Linked DNA regions of Homo sapiens: region 2 is linked to region 1. A link is a loop called in an ENCODE intact Hi-C map of the cell type or tissue named here. Cell type or tissue: GM12878. All regions are shown on one strand. Links, peaks and the distances in the headings refer to the core of each region. The heading gives the core; the rest is flanking DNA. Region 1 overlaps IDH2 (isocitrate dehydrogenase (NADP(+)) 2). Region 2 overlaps ZNF710 (zinc finger protein 710).

The links. Hi-C counts contacts between places; a loop is a spot of excess contacts. Peaks named below come from ENCODE experiments on the same cell type or tissue, not always from the same donor. Only the 100,000 strongest peaks of a DNase experiment are listed, where the experiment ranks them.
Region 2: it touches region 1 in a loop (2.3-fold over the local background); 4 of 110 quality-filtered maps call a loop at or near these places.

The regions. Positions count from the first base shown.
Region 1 is chr15:90,093,081-90,101,408 of GRCh38, forward strand. All of the region lies in intron 1 of IDH2 (isocitrate dehydrogenase (NADP(+)) 2), which reads right to left. Among named protein-coding and RNA genes, the nearest start is that of IDH2-DT, 4.9 kb to the right of the region's middle. RefSeq lists enhancers at 2,346-2,870, 7,814-8,328 and silencers at 8,059-8,108, 8,169-8,258. In GM12878, for the core only: no CTCF peak of the experiment used is centred there; DNase peaks (open chromatin) are centred at 4,005, 4,551 and 6,148; H3K4me3 peaks cover 3,867 bases; H3K27ac peaks cover 5,975 bases.
Region 2 is chr15:90,034,568-90,042,895 of GRCh38, forward strand. All of the region lies in intron 1 of ZNF710 (zinc finger protein 710), which reads left to right. Among named protein-coding and RNA genes, the nearest start is that of MIR3174, 32 kb to the left of the region's middle. RefSeq lists enhancers at 3,486-4,005, 6,050-6,344, 8,152-8,328. In GM12878, for the core only: no CTCF peak of the experiment used is centred there; a DNase peak (open chromatin) is centred at 3,894; H3K27ac peaks cover 4,334 bases.

The DNA of each region.
Region 1 (8,328 bases), core at 43-8,042:
AGAACACTGGCTAGCTGCGGCTGCCTCATCCAGCACCAAATCAGTAAGAGGTTGTCCAGGGGCTCCTGCCATCCAGTTCCTAAGGAGGGCCTGGGTCCTCTTTTATGTATTTACTTATTGTTTAGAGTCAGGGTCTCTTTATCTCTCTCTGTTGCCCAAGCCAGGCTCAGACTCCGGGGCTCAAGCAATCCTTGCACCTCAGCCTCCTTAGTAGCTGGGGCTACAGGCCCATGCCAAGATATTACTTTTGTCCAAGACTTAGTTCTTTATAGTTTTCCCTGCAATTCTATGAGCTACGCTGTGTAGCTCATAATAAAATCCTCTCCAAGTTAACCAGTCACTAACTTTGTCTGTTGCGTGCAACCCAAGAGCCCTCAACTAACTTGTGGTGATAAAGGAAATAGTATAGATAGGTATTGAGTGCCTACTATGTGCCTTACAGTGTACCAATGCTGTACAATGTGATTCCATTTAATCCCAAAAACAACCCCAAGGAGGTATCATTACCTCCATTTTATTTAATTAATTAATTTATTTATTTATTTATTTATTTTTTGAGACAGAGTCTTTGGTCTGTCACCCAGGCTGGAATGCAATGGCGTGATCTCGGCTCACTGCAACCTCTGCCTCCCGGGTTCAAGCGATTCTGCTGTCTCAGCTTCCTGAGTAGCTGGGATTACAGGCACACGCCACCAGGCCCGGCTAATTTTTGTATTTTTAGTAGAGACGGGGTTTTGCCATGTTGGCCAGGCTGGTCTCGAACTCCTAGCCTCAGGTGATCCACCCACTTTGGCCTCCCAAAGTGCTGGGATTACAGGCGTGAGCCACCACGCCTGGCCATTATCTCCATTTTAAGTGTGGGAAACTGAGGCTCAGAGAGGTTAACAGCTTACTGCCCAAGGTTACAGAGCTTGAAAACAGCAGAGTCACGAGGACTCTGACCCTATTCAACAGGAAGGACAGGCTTACAGCACCTGCGAATGGAACTCAGAACCCTTGATCCCAGCCGACGCAGGTGGGTCAGTCCTACCAGAGAAGCATCAAAGGACTCAATGAGGGGCTGATCAGAGGTCCAGGGAGACCAGTGGAGGGTAGGGGGCAGGGGACGCTACTGAAGGAGAGTCTGACTCGCAGGAATACCCAACAGTCTGGGAAGTGAATTTCAAAGAAAACTCAGGAACTGGCCACCTAACAATGAATCAGTACAGCTGCCTTGGACAAGGCTTGTTGAACCTCAGCCTGCAGCAGATAGGGGCACCGGGGCACCAGCCTGCTCCTCTGCCCACAGCCTGGGAAGAAGCAGCAAATGCAGAGCAGGGAACAAGATCTAATAAAACTTCAGTCACAGGGAAATCTCACCAGCTCAGCTGAGAGCTGTGCCCTTTCCTCAAAGCAGCACTCCTCAGCCTCACTTACAGCCCAATTACTCTTGTGTTACACACAGTCCTTAGAGAGGTGGTGATGTGTCTTCAGCTCCACTCTAGATTAGACACAGCAAATCAGGTGAAGGGAAGAGAATGATTATTTGAAAACACTGGGTTGGGGCTGGGTGTAATGGCTCATGCCTGTAATCCTAGCACTTTGGGAGGCTGAGGCAGGTGGATCACTCAAGGTAAGGAGTTCAAGACCAGCCTGGCCAACATGGTGAAACCCCATCTCTACTAAAAATAGAAAAATTAGGCATGGTGGCACGTGCCTATAATCCCAGCTACCGAGGAGGCTGAGGCAGGAGAATCGCTTGAACCCGGGAGGTGGAGGTTGCAGTAAGCCAAGATCACGGCACTGCACTCCAGCCTGGGCAACAGAACGAGACTCCATCTCAAAAAAACAAACAAACAAACAAAAAAAACTGGGTGGGAAGAACTGACAAGGGACAGAATACCTGTGAAAAGCAGGCCTAGAAACCACCTCGGCACATTTAAAACAAAAGTGATTAAAGCCTAACAGACCTCAAACAACTGACTTTCCAAAGATATGCAAAGAGTTTGTTTTTTTTTTTTAATCTAAAAATAATCTTAGAGATCATTTAGGGGGAATAATGAGACTCAGAGAGTGTGGTCTGCATCAGAGGCAAGATAGAGCCCAGGTCCCTGACCCAAATGCAGCCTCTGGAAGACCCGTGGGTCAGATGTAGAGAAGCAGAACACAAACACAGCCTTGGACTATTCCATTCCCTAGAGAACAAAAGGTGGCTGGCTGCTGGCTCTACTGCCTTTCCCAAGACGCGATGGGGATTTTGAACCCAATCTACAATATTCCTTCACTTTTTTCTGAAGCTTGAGTGGAAAGAGCTGCAGAACCTGCGGAAAGTCTGTTGAGCTGTTGCAGAGCTAGTTTAGTTCTGGGGAGCATCTCCTATGAGTTAATTTGAGGACAGCTAATCAAATTTGTTAAAAAAAAAAAAAAATGAACTATCATAATCAGGAGCCCTAAGGAGAGACTCACTTGGGGCCAGTTCTTCAGGTTTCAGCCTCAGCCTGGGCTCCACGGTTGGGCTTCAGGCAGGCATGGCTAGGAGAGTTCAAGGTCAAGATCAAAGACCTGATGTGTCAAACCCTCAGAGACCACAGGACCTGATTATTTACTCACCGGCAGGTGCTAACTAAGCACTTATCCAGTACCCCACTGGGATACTGAAATGCCTAAAACACAACAGTGCCTGCCCGGAGGCAGTGAATGTGGAAGGGGAAACCTACAGGTAACAGAGAGAGAGCAAGCAGGGCTGTCACCAAAGTCAGGAGTGCCCAGGCCTCCCTGGAAGCAAACATCCCAGGGGAACTGAGAACAGCAACATGAGCCAAGGCCAGCAGAGACTTGTTCTGCTTGTTCCAGGTACTGGTTTTTTAAAAAAATCTTAATTGGTGACCAAGTTTTAAAAATCAGTAAATCTCAACAATAAAACAAATAACTCAACGTTAAAATGGACAGAAGACTGGCTGGGCACCGTGGCTCATGCCTGTAATCCCAGCACTTTGGAAGGCTGAAGAGGGCAGATCACTTGAGGTCAGGAGTTCGAGACCAGCCTGGCCACAATGGTGAAACTCTGTGTCTACTAAAAATAGAAAAAAAATTAGCCTGGTGTGGTGACACACACCTGTAGTCCCAGCTATTTGGGAGGCTGAGGCAGGAGAATTGCTTGAACCCAGGAGGTGGAGGTTGCAGTGAGCAGAGATCATGCCACTGCACTCCAGCCTGGGTAACAGGAAGACTCCATCTCAAAATAAATAAATAAATATAATGGACAAAAGACTTAAATAGACATTTCAAGTCCAAAGATGATATACAAATGGCCAACAAGCACATGAAAAGATGCTCAACATCACTAATCATCAGGGAAATGCAAATCAAAACCATAATGAGATATCACCCCACTATCCCCTCACAACCACTAAGAGAGCTACTATCAGGAAAAGAAAAACAAAACAGAAAATAAAGTGCTAGCAAGGATGTGGAGAAATTGGAACTCTTGTGCCCTGTTGGTGGGAATGTGAAATGGTGCAGCTGCTGTGGAAAACAGTATGGGTGTTCCTTAGCTAAAAGGAAAAGAATTACTGCCGGGCACGGTGGCTCGCACCTGTAATCCCAGCACTGTGGAAGGCTGAGGCGGGTGGATCACGAGGTCAGAAGATCGAGACCATCCTGGCTAACACAGTGAAACCCTGACTCTACTAAAAATACAAAAAATTAGCCAGGCGTGGTGGCAGGCGCCTGTAGTCCCAGCTACTGGGGAGGCTGAGGCAGGAGAATGGCATGAACCCGGGAGGCGGAGCTTGCAGTGAGCTGAGATCGCGCCACTGCACTCCAGCATGGGCGAAAGAGAGCAAGACTCCGTCTCGAAAAAAAAAAAGAAAAGAAAAGGACAAGAATTACTATATGATCCAGCAATTCTGCTTCTGTATATACATCCAAAAATATCGAAAGCGGGGTCTGAAAGAGATATATGTATGCCCACATTCATAGCAGCAATGTTCACAACAGCAAAAGATAGAAGCAACCCACGTGTCCATCACAGATGAATGGATAAAGACAATGTGATACAGTCCCCCCTTATCAAAGGTTTTATTTCCATGACGTCAGTTACCTGTGGTGTCAGTTACCCACAGTCAACCATAGTCTGAAAATAGGTGAGTACAGTACAGTAAGATATTTTAAGAGATCACATTCATGTAACTTTCATTACAGTATATTGTTATAATTGTTCTATTTTATTACTAGTTATTATTGCTAATCTCTTACTGTTCCTAATTCATAAATTAAACTTTATCATAGATCTGTATGTATAGGAAAAAAACATAGTATCTACAGGCTTTGCAGTTTCAGGTATCCACTGGGGATCTTGAAATGCATCCTCCAAGGATAAGGGGGACTACTGTTATCTACATACAATGGAATATGATTCAGCCTTGAAAAGAAGGGAAATTCTGACACCTGCTACAAAGTGGATGAACCTGGGGGGCATTATGCTAACTAAGTGAAATAAACCAGTCACAAAAGACAAATACTATATGCTTCTACTTACATGAGGTACCTAGAATAGTCAAATTCATAGAAACAGAAAGTAAAAAGGTGGCTGCCAGGGACTGGGGACGGGAAGTGGGGAGGTATTGTTTCATGGGTAGAGAGTTTCGGTTTTGCAAGGTGACAAAGTTCTGGTGATGGATGGTGGTAATGTCTGCACAACAGTGCGAATGTACTTAACAATACTGTACACTGAACAATGACTAAGATGGTAAGTTTTATACGTTTTTTACCAAAATAATAAAAATTTAAACCAGTCAAAAAAAATCAGGAGATTTTATATAAAAATCTAGAAATGCAGCAGGCACTCACTCATGGCAAGGATGGGCTGGGCTGAAGGCGGCCTCTCCCTTCACTCCATGACAGCCAAGTGCCCTCCAGTGTGGCCCAGGGCACTGGAGTTTGAGACCCCTGTCTGCTGTTCAGCCTGTATGGTGGAGATACAGCCATGGTCTGCCCTTCTCTGAGAGATAAGTGGTGACAAGCTACCTGAAATACACAGAGCAGCAGCTAGGCCTCCCTGAAAACCTCCGAAGTGACAGCCACCACGAATCTTCAGCTGATGCATTGCACAAACACTGTCCTCTTGGCGAGAGTGCAGGATGGAATTACACCAGTCACCAGAGGCACGTTAGGCTGACTCTCCTCCCTGTCTGGGGCTCCTAGCACCCAATACCAAGTAAGGATTTCAAAACACATCCCTGGCTTCTTGCTGCTCCCAGCAGGAGGCTAGAGGTCCAGCCGCAGGCAGCCAGCCCCAGGCATAACTGCTCCCTCCACATTCCTACCCATGCTCTCAGCAGAAAGGCTGCTCAGTCAGCATGTCCCAGCAAAAGATCAGAGAGTGGGGAAAGGTTCCAATTCCTGGGGGCTCAAGAAGGCAGGACAGCAACTTTGTATATTTTATGTATGTATGTATGTATGTATGCATGCATGTATGTATGTATGTATGTATGTATGTATTGAGACAGAGTCTCACTCTGTCGCCTACACTGGAGGGCAGTGGCGTGATCTCGGCTCACTGCAAGCTCCACCTCCTGGGTTCAGGCAATTCTCCTGCCTCAGCCCCTGAGTAGCTGGGACTACAGGCGCCTGCCACCACACCCAGCTAATTTTTGTATTTTTAGTAGAGACCGGGTTTCACCATGGTGGCCAGGCAGGTCTCGAACTCCTGGCCCCAACTGATCCGCCTGCTTCGGCCTCCCAAAGTCCTGGGAGCCACCGCACGCGGCCAGAACAGCCATTTTGGAACAAACTCTAGTAGACTCCTTGGTGTCATCCTTCATTCCTTCCCTTCTCTCACATCCAAACCACCAAAACCAGAAGCCACCCTCAGACAAGCCCACCCTTGCCATAAGTGAGTGCCTGCTGCGTATCTAGATTTTTATGTAAAATCGCCTGAATTGGAACCTTTCCCCACTACTGGCTCCTCCTTCAAAATATATCCAGAATCCAACCACTTCTTCACCATCCCCAGCGCCACCACCCAGGTCCAAGCCATCATCCTCTCTTGCCAGGTCCCTGAAGCTAGAATGCTCCCGATAAGATGGAAATCAGGTAACGATACTCCTCTCAAAACCCTGCAAAGTAAAAGCGAAAGCTCTCAAAAATGGCCTGTGAGCCCTCTACAGACCCCACTGCCGAACCTCATCCTGTCACTCCACCTGGTGCCTGCTGAGCCAGCCTTCGCACCATCCTCTCTGCTCTTCCATCATGCCCTTGGCACCTGCGAGTCCCTCTTCCCCCAATACCGAAAATGGCCTGCTTCCTCCCCTCCTCAGCGATTCCTTCAGTGAGGACTTTTCTGGCTGCCCTATACAAACTTTTGTGCACACACCTTTCTTGCCTGTTTCTCCTTAGCTCTTCTCTTTTTGGGGGGAGAAGGGGGAGGCAGGGTCTTGCTTTGTCACCCAGGCTAGAGTGCAGTGGCACAATTGTACCTCACTGCAGCCTTGACCTCCTGGGCTCAAATGATCCTCCTGAGTAGCTAAGACCACAGACATGCACCATCGTGCCTGGCTAATTTTATTTTTTATTTTTGTAGAGATGGGGTCTCACTATATTGCCCAGGCTGGTCTGGAGCTCCCAGCCTCAAGCAATCCTCCCACCTCAGCCCCCCAAAATTCTGGGATTACAGGTGTAAGCCACAGTGCCTGGCCTTCCTTAGCTCTTGTACCCATATATCATACTAGTCAACATCTATCTTGCTTACTGTCTGCCCCCTCCCACATCAGAATTTGAGCTCCTAAGGGTTTTGAAAGAGTCTCTGCTGGTTTTATTCCCAGCTCTATCCCCAGCACCCGGCATGGTGTCTGGCACAAAGTAGGAGTATACTACTTTTGTCAAAGACATAAATAAAGGTCAAGTTGAAGTCAACTCCATCTGTGGTCAGGGCTGCCCTGCCCTCACCTTCTGTTTCACTGAATGTGTTTCCTCCCCTCTCACCCATCTGGTATGCATTGCCACACAGGGGCCAGTGAGTTCTTACCAGCAGCCTGCACCAGATGTACACGGGTGGCATCTCTCTCCAGCAATAGGCCCCATGCCCTGAAGAAGCTTACAACCTACAGTGTACTAATATTTGCAATCTGCTGGTATTTTTAACATGGGTTTACAGAGTATAAACCCCAGGGAAGGCCACAGACCCTGGCTTCCAGTAATCTGAGAGCAGTTTCCAGCACCTCATACCCTGAATGGAACCAGCCCAAGGGCCCTCAACTTCACACAGAAGATGTGGGAGCAGGCCTCAGCCATTCCAAAGAGGCTTTTCCTCAGTACCTACTAGGCCTAAACACAACCACCCCAATCAGCTCTGGCAGGGCAGCTAGGGCCTTATCTGACGTGGCAGAAAGATCTGCACACTTAAGGGGCAAGAATTAAGAAGTTTCTGGGTTAGGAGTGAAGGAAGGCTAGATAAGTAATTCTGCCACTGAGCCGTTCACAGAACTGGTCCGCACTGCCCCAAGCTCTAACTTACCAGAAACATCACCAGCAGTCGCTGGAAGCCTATGGCGTTGCAAAATAGGAAAAGATGCGTGCAGGAATTACCAGGCAGCAAAGACACGGGGCTCTTTTAGCCCCAAAATATTCTTTCCTTGTCATCAAGGGGAATGCCAAGTATTCTGTCTCCAGCTGCGTTGCCAGGTAACAAGCTGGCAGAGTCGCAACTGTAGAGTCTGATGTCCAACTCCAACACCAAGCAATTTCCCCATTCATAACCAACCCACATGGGGACTTCTAGAAGGGCCTGCAACTGACTGCTTTTTCTGTATCCAAATTCAGGACCCTTAAAAGGCGCTTTGTGTTCCTGTTTGTGTGTGTTTTTCGGGTTGTTTGTTTCTTTTTTTTTTTTTTACCATCAAGGCAGAAAAAAAGGGAGAATTAAAGAATGTGGCTAACTTCCACCATATTTTTGCTGAAGGTGGTGTGCTATATGGGAATCTTTGGGTCCTGGGGCACTTGGAACCTGGGAGTTGTTGGGCAGATCCCTGAGGTAGATTCCCAGAGGTACAAAAGCAGACATGCCCCTTTCTCCTTGGCAGGGAAGGTAGGACTGGGGCCCAAGCCTCCCTACCCCCCCGGCTCTAGTCAGCTGCTCCCACAATCCGGTTAACCATTACCTCCTCTGGCCAGGTCAGGGCCAGCGGGCCCCATCCCCTCTTCCTCACTCTCCTGGCTCACTGCAAGGGGCTCCTGGCCAGATTAGGATAGGGGTTTCCATGGCAACAGGCATTAGGCAGGGCCAAGGGACCTACATTGTTCCCTGCCTTTTGTAGCTGTGTTGGGTAGCCAGGGTGAGGGGGCAGGCCG
Region 2 (8,328 bases), core at 273-8,272, 58 kb before region 1:
TGGAGGGCCCTCCCTAGCAGCAGGGGAAGCCTGGCAGCTTGGCTGAGCCTCCTCCGGCCTCTGCCTCACCCGCCAGCTCTTCTCACCCCTTCTGAGAGGCCCGCCTGCTCTCCTGCTACCCTAGAGCCCAGGACACCCTTGCAGGCCTTCTGAGCCTTCTTTGTTCTGGCCGTGGGTGGGGCACCCGGCTCCACCTGCCTCAGGTTTTGCCTGCAGGTGCATTTCCTTTGCACACCTGGCGCCTGTTGGGGACTTAGACCTCTTCCACATCGCCCCAAGGTCGGGCTGAAGAGATTTGGATCTTCTGAGTTGCAAGCTCCCAGAAACGATGCTGTTAGGACCCTCTGTTCACTCAGAGAAAGAGGCTTGATGGCCGGAGCCCCAGGGCTTCCCTGCTGGTAGAAGGGGTGTCTGGAGGGCCTCTGCCTTCCGTCATCAGAAGGAGGTTCTAGCAAGGTAAAGAGGCCCGTATAGTACTGGGATTTTGGATCCCTTGAGTGAAGGACCAGGCAGAGAAGGGGAGCACTGCTGGAGGATGTCGGGGGCTGGGCCAGGCTGGGCACAGGCACATGGCCATGGTGATTGACCGCATTTGCCTCACCACTTCACGTGGGGACCTGGCAACCACACAATGGCCCTGGGGCATGGTGTGGGGGCTGAGACATGAGGCAATGGTCTTGGTCTCAAACACCCCAGCTTCCGGCTGCTGGGCGTCACTGACTTGCTGTGGCTTCCTGGCCTGGCTCAGCATTGGCCGTCCGGCTCCTGCAGCAGTGACATCTCCACTCTGGACCCATGAGCCCATCAGCTCTTGGTGGACAGGTTTGCACAGTTGCCCCTGCTGCCTGTGCAGTGAGCTGGCTGCGGAAGGCAGGACTCCCAGGGCTAGGAGGGTATTAGCAGGCTGGCTTTCGGGCCTCAGCACCATCGTGCTTCTTATGTGCCGGGACAGGATCAGGACCATGTTGTGCCTAACATCCGGCAGACCCTGGTAGCTTCTTAAATGATGACACTTTCCAGCACTCACATATCTCATCTGAGTTAGGCCGGGCTCTCTAGCTGGGGCGGGAAGCCCCGCACTTCCTAATACCTGGTGGCTGAGTCAACAACATGGGGACGTGTATTTGGATAGCAAACAGCGATCAGCAGCGGAGCCAGCCTGCTGCCTTCCTGCACCCGCCTTCTAGCAAAAATGTCCTCTGGAAAGGTCAGCCAGGACTGGCTACATAATTTTCAGGACCAGGTGTAAAATGAAAATGCAGGTCTCATGTTTAAAAGTCAGTAAAATTTAAAGAACAGCAGAGCACGAAACCAAATGTGAGCCCTTCCTTCTACACGTGGGGCCCCAGGCAGTGGCACCATTGCATGCCCCCAAGGCAGCCTGGAGTCAGCGTTTCCCAGCCTTGTGAAGTCCTCATGCTTCCAAGGGTGGCAGGATTGGGTCCTCTTTGGTAGAAGAGCTGCTTGGCATCCTGAGACGCACTCGCCCCATCCGGCCCCACAAGCAGCTTTCTCAAGAGCTGGAGTGACTTCCACTTCGAAGCGCAAGCACTTCACCTTCTCCTTTTTGTTCTTCTCTACCCTGTTTCCTTCTTTCTTTGTGAACTCAGAAAGCTTTGAGACTCCCCTCCCGTTCCTCCTTTCTTCCCCTCCACTCTTGCCGCCCGCCCCCCACCCCCTCCGCCTCTGTTTCTCTCTCCCTCTTTCCCTTGCTTTTATCTGGGGGAACCCCTTTCACAGGTTTGCTGTATAACATTTCTCTTCCATTCACTTGGCGCTGTTCGATTTTAATGTTCCTTTGAATGACACCAGGCGAGTGCTCCTTGGGTTTCCGAAGCCTCTCTCTGAAGTGGCTGGAGCCAGCGTCTTCCCCACCGAGGGACGTCCCTTCAGTGGCCTCTGGCTCTGTCCAGATGGTCTCTCCCCATTGGGAGCCTGGAATGAATTCTCATTGTGAGCATTCATCACTCACCACCTCCTCCCCACATTCAGCTGTCAGTCCTACTGGCCGCAGTGGAAAGAAAGCCTGCTCCATTATTTCTAGTGACAGACCTGGCCATCATTCCCAAGGTCTGTGGCTCCCATGCAGGCCTCGAGCTGGGGGTGGGGCAGGGCATGGGAAAGGGTTAAATAGATAAGCCCAAGACACAGTCCTGGCCCCCCTCATCCTCTTCACACAGGAACCAGAAGGGTCTTCAGCAACATGCATGGGATCGTGTTACTTCTGGCTTCCCATGCCTGAGAATGGCATCCAGACATGGCCTTCAAGGCTCTGTCTGCCTCGGTGACCCCATCTCCAGCCACTGTTCCCAGTTCACATCGGGGAATTCTCCGGCCCTCCTAGAGAGGCAGCCCAGGTTGCTAAAGAGGCACTTCAAGCACATTTCAAAGAACGCAAGAATTCTGGAGAGGTGGAGAGCAGGAGAATAGCACAAGCAAGAGCCAGCTCCAGGGTCAGGCTGGAGATGGGAGGTCAGGCATGGTGGGGAGGACGGGAAGTGGGGCTGGGTTCAAAGCCTGGCTCAGCTTGGAGGACCTGGCAGGGGCTCGGGGTGGGGGTGGAGTGTCTCAATCCTGGTGCACACTGGAGTTATTCGAAGGGCTTTTAAAAATTATCAAAGTTGTTCCAGGTTCATTCCCCGGGTGGCCCACACGCTGTTTTTAAGTTTAGCTCTCCAACCCTTCTTCCTGGTTCTCCCCTTCCCTTGGAAGAAAGTCCCTGGTCCAGCCTGGGTGTTGGCACTGGCATTTGCCCTCCCAGGGCCACTGGGACTGGGAATCCCCAGGAGGGCTTTCGAAAGTGTCAGGAACCGCTCCTTCCACTGGGGCTTTTCTCCACTGATGGGAAGGCTGCCTTGCTCAGTCAGCCCCAGGCCCCTGGACAGAAGGAACTAGGGGAGCACTAAGCATAGGTGTCCCTAGAGAGTCAGCTGGAAGGGACCTAGTTCAGAAGAGGAAACTGAGTCTCAGTCACCAGCGAGTACCACCACTGGTGGTACTCAGAGCTTGGGTAGCAGAGCTTGGGCTTTTCAGCCTTGGACACCACCAGCTAGGATGGAGTGAGGGCTGAGCTGGAATGCTTCTGAGGAAATGATCTCTGACCCAAGCATGCCACAATTATGAGAGCATCTTCAGCACTCATAAGCATCGCAGGCTGGATCTCTTTCTCTGACCTTTGGATGTGGGGTGCCAGAATCTGTGCTTAAAGATGAGGGATGTCGGGCTTCTGCCCTCAAAGAACTCTGGATCTCGAGGGAGCAGTGGGCCTAAGCATAGAGTATTCTAATACGGTCGCTAGGCTTCCAGAGCTGTAAGAGACAGGCTTGAGCAGGGAGAGACGAATTCCCCGAGGGAGGCCTTGATGAGGAGGTGAAGAGGCAGTGAGGGTCTGGTGTCTACTCCCCTTTAACCACAGGCCTGGCCTTCCAGCCAGGGTGCTGTACCAAAGTGAGTGCTGGGGCCGCTAAGTGGTGCCCAGGTACTGATTTCCCCTCGACCCGCAGTCGGCTGGGCTGGGTGGGTCTGTGGATGGTTTGGACCAGCCTTGCCCGATTACCCCAGTGTACGGTCCAAATATGATTTTCTATGTGTGCCATGCAGATCAGGAGCACTGTAGCAGGCCCCTCTCTCTATCACCAGTGCATCACTTTCATCATGGAGCAGGTTGGGAAACAAGCCAAAGGCTGGCCCCACAGACACAAAGAATAAGTCACAACTCACCCACGTGGTGTGTTTCCTCCTAACTCTTTAGTTTGAAATTTTCAAACTTGACAGAAAAGTTAAGAACCTTCGTCCAGATTCACTCATTGTTGCCATTTTGCCACGTTTTCTTTATCTCACTCTCTTTCACGTGGTTTTGCTGAGTCATTTGAAAGTGAGTTGCAGACAGCCCACCGTTAAGTACGTCAGCAGGTATCTTTCAGGAGTGTGGACTTCCCCATTTGCAACCACGGTGCCATCATCACACCTAAGAAATTACCACTGTCCAATAATATCCAATCTACAACCCATTCATATTTCCCCAGTTGAACTCCAAAAATGTTTTCGTATGGCTGTTTTCCTGATCCAAAAATCTTCATGCATTACATTTGGGTGTTGCGTTTCTTTACCTTCTTTTAATCTAGAACAGCCTCCCTGCTCTGTGTGTGTGTGTGTGTGTGTGTGTGTGTGTGTGAGACATTGGCTTTGAAGAGTCCAGGAAGGCCAGCTGTGTTACACAATAGATTTGTGTAATCGAATATGTTCAGGTTAAGTTTGCATAGTTTCAAAACTCACCTGATAATTGCTTCATTGTGTCCAGGAAAGTCCTAAGGCAGAGAGGCTATCTCTTTGGCTGTCTGTCCCTGTGTGTGTTGTGGGGCATCCTGTCCAGCCACCCAGAAAAAGCAATGGCTTTGGTAACATGACATGTTATGTATAAAATGCTTCCTGCCAGGTGAGGTGGCTCACGCCTATAATCCCATCACTTTGGGAGGCCAGAGGGGGTGGATCACTTGAGGCCAGAAGTTCAAGACCAGCCTGGCCAACATAGTGAAACCCCATCTCTACTAAAAATACAAAAATTAGCCAGGCGTGGTGGCAGGCGCCTGTAACCCCAGCTACTCGGGAGGCTGAGGCAGGAGAATCGCTTGAACCCAGGAGGTGGAGGTTGCAGTGAGCTGAGATTGTGCCACTGCACTCCAGCCTGGATGGCAGAGCGAGACTGTCTCAAAAAAAAAAAAAAAGTGCTTCTGATGTGTACAGATGATTTCACCTGATGATTTCACTGGCAGGGCAGATGTTCTCTTCATTTCGTGGGTGGGATTCTGAGAGGTTGAGGCCATGCCCAGGTCCACTATCTTAGGCAAAAGTGGACCAGATCCCTGCCTTGTGACCCACTGTGGGGCTTTCTGCAGTGACAGCTGGGAGTCTTGCCCCACGACTGGATGAGGTGGTCTCACCTCATTTCACTCCTGGATCCAATACGTGCTTGGCTGAGTGCTCAACCGAGTATTGAATGTAATCTAATACAGTCCAATCCATCTTGATGACTGCAAGTCATGATTAGGAGCCCTCGGTGCTGAGCTCAGGTATGGAGGTGTCCAAGCTGCTTGCCCCACCCCTAATGGCCATAAACTGTCACTGGGTCATTTTCAGCCTGCACCCTAGCCAGCCACCATCATAGCCTCCAGCAGCGAGTGGCACCTCTTTCACCTCCTTGGGTTTCCTCTGCATCTGCCGTGGTCTGGGAAACTGGATAACCGTGCTTGTTAGAACTGAGTCCAAAGCCTCCAAGCAAGGGGCGCTGTCCCATAAAGAAAAAAGTGCCTGGGACACCAAAGTCCCCTCTTCGAGTCACCCACATCTGTTTCATTCTGGACTCTCAACTTTTTCATATGCTCTGCAGTTCTCTAAGTCTTTTGGGGGAAATTTGAGGTGGCCAGAGAAGAGATCTCTGGACAAGTGTAATCTTGCTATCACATATTAGGAAAGACCATAATGTACAGCAGAGGTGCCTGGTGAGGAAACAGTCAGCATGCCAGTGAGAACCAGAGCCTGGGGGCACTTTGTGCATGGTGGCCATACTGCTGGATGACCATGCCAGCTTGGGCTGTGGCTGGGTGAGGTCACCCAGGCCTCAGGCCTGTGCACTGTGGCCACTGCCTCCTCTGCACGTAGATCATACCGCCTTTGTTGAGGAAGTCGTGTCTGAGGATCTGGTCCCCAGCTCTAGGCAACAGCAGAAACCCTGGTACCCAGATCCCCCAGTCTCCAGGGAGGTGTCCTTAGTGCTCCGGATGGGGTTGTTAAAGCCACATGTGAACACTCCGCAGATTTTCCCTGCAAGGTACAAGCCCTCCAGCCTCTTCCACCCAAATGTGTCACCTTGGGCAGCAGCTCCCTGAATTCTGTTCTTTCTTGAAGGAATTTCTGTTCTCATCAGTTCATAAGCACAGTGCCCCTTCTGTTTCTTGGCTTAATGCTCCGGGAGTTCACAGTGATCCCGATTTGACTTCACAGTGACTCCTTTACCAAGCCTTTTTTGCTTGTTTGCTTGCTTTTAATTTTGTTTTTTATCAGAGTAATATATGCATCTTTTTTTACATCAAACAATACTGATGGGCTTCTAGTGCTAAAGCAGCAGGCCCCGCCCCACCTCGCTCCCCAACTCCAGCCCTCCAGCCAGTTAACCATTTGCAAACTGCTTACTTCCTCCTTCCTGTTATTTACGTCCATGTTCTGAAATAATATGTTACTCCAGTGATTTCTTGATTTATCAATTTCGGACATTATCTTTTGCCTCCATATTGTTGCAAGTGAGGACTTATCTCTCCACCACCCTATCATTCCTCCTCCTCCTCTCTTAGTTTTATCATTAGGTCGCAATTTTGGGTTAAGCCCACAGTATAAATACTATTCACTGCTAAACATGGCACTGAACTACGATTACTTCTTTAAAACAAGAGTTCATTATTGTTTCTTTTGTTCTCACTGCGTTACTTTTCTCTGTGCTTCTGATTCCTCCTAATACACCAACAGATTAGGAAAACATCTATTGGATGTTTATCTATTGGTTCACTGATCAATTCTGTTTTTTTTTTCTAGACACCTAGGTATCTTGCCAGTTAAATTCTTTTCTTTTCTCTTTGTTTGTCTGTTTGGTTGGTTTTTAGAGATAGGGTCTCACTCTGTCACCCAAGCTAGAATGCAGCGGCATGATCACAGCTCCAACATCTGGGCTCAAGTGATCTTCCCACCTCAGCCTCCAGAGTAGCTAAGACTACCAGCATGCACCAACATGCCTGGCTAATTTTTTTATTTTTTGTAGAGGTGAGGTCTCACTATATTGCTTAGGCTGGTGTCAAACTCCCAGGCTCAAGCGATCCTCCTCCCTTGGGCTCTTAAAAGTGCTGGGATTATAGGTATGAGCCACTGGGCCTGGCCACCAGTGAAATTCTTTATATCTTTTTCAAAGCAAATGAAAATTTTGTTCACTTTAATATATTAAAATAACTCCATGCCACCTCCTCTGAAAGAGCTTCCCTGAACCTCCAGCCTCTCTAAGTCTGCCCCTCCTCTGTTCTTGTTCTAACGCAGCCTTTACACACCAAATTAAAATTGCCTGTTTTCTTGCCTGTTGCTCTCACAACACCATAAGTTCTTAAGGGCAGGACCGAGTCTTGTGCACTGCTATCTCCCTAGGAATGCACAGGAGCTGGATGGCACATGGTAGGTGCTCAACAAATATTTGTGGGATTTGCCTTTGTCAAATGGAAGCACAACAGTGATTTTATAGGCTGCTGGTGGCTAGGTTAAATATCTGCCCCATGCCTCTTTGTTTTTGATTTTTTTTTTTTTTTTTTTTTTTGAGATAGAGTTTCGCTCTGTTGCCCAGGCTTGAGTGCAGTGGCATGATCTCAGCTCACTGCAACCACTGCATCCCGGGTTCAAGTGATTCTCCTGCCTCAGCCTCCCAGGTAGCTGGGATTACAGGCGCCCACTACCACGTCTGGCTTATTTTTGTATTTTTAGTAGAGATGGGGTTTCACCATGTGGGCCAGGCTGGCTTGAACTCCTGACCTCAGGTGATCCACCCGCCTCAGCCTTCCAAAGTGCTGGGATTACAGGCGAGAGCCACCGTGCCCGGCCCCTGTGCCTCTTTGTATTTTCCATGCCCCCCCTTCTCTCCAGCCTCCTTGTTGGGTTCGGAGGCCCTCCTGGGGCCTGTTCCAGCGAAATAACAGCCTTTTCCAGATAAAGATGGAAAGGAAGGGTTTTCTTTCCCTGATCCATTGTGTCTCCCCCCCACCCCCTCCAGGCAGCATTAGGTTGGCCCCAAGCACCTCAGGGCTCCGGACTGGTCCTTGTCGCTTTATAATCCCAGCCCACACCACTGAGCTCCACACAGACTGAGCGCTCAGTAGATGAGTAAGGTTGAGACTCGCTCAATCAATCAATCAATAAACCAATCAGTCTTCCTCCACTCAGCCTCTCTGCTCCCCGGCGTTTCTCATTATCTAGCGTTTGGATGATCAGAAGGAAAAAGGAGCTGCTGCGTAAAGGTGACCCCATTTCAGGTTTCGTCATGACTCGCTAGGTACTGAGAGACAGCAGGAGAAGGGAAGACAAAGAAGGGGGACAGGGAACACTCACCTGTGATCGCAGAGGGACATTTTGGGAGACACACGGTCACTAGACTGAGGGCTGTGTGTGGGCATTTGCCGGCACGATCTGGTGTGTAACAGAGGCCCAACCAGGAAGGACAGGAAATCTAAATCCAGGTTAGGGCACGTATATTGCACCCAGCCTTTGGGTCTTGGCTAACTCAGGAAGGTGCTGGTCGGCGGT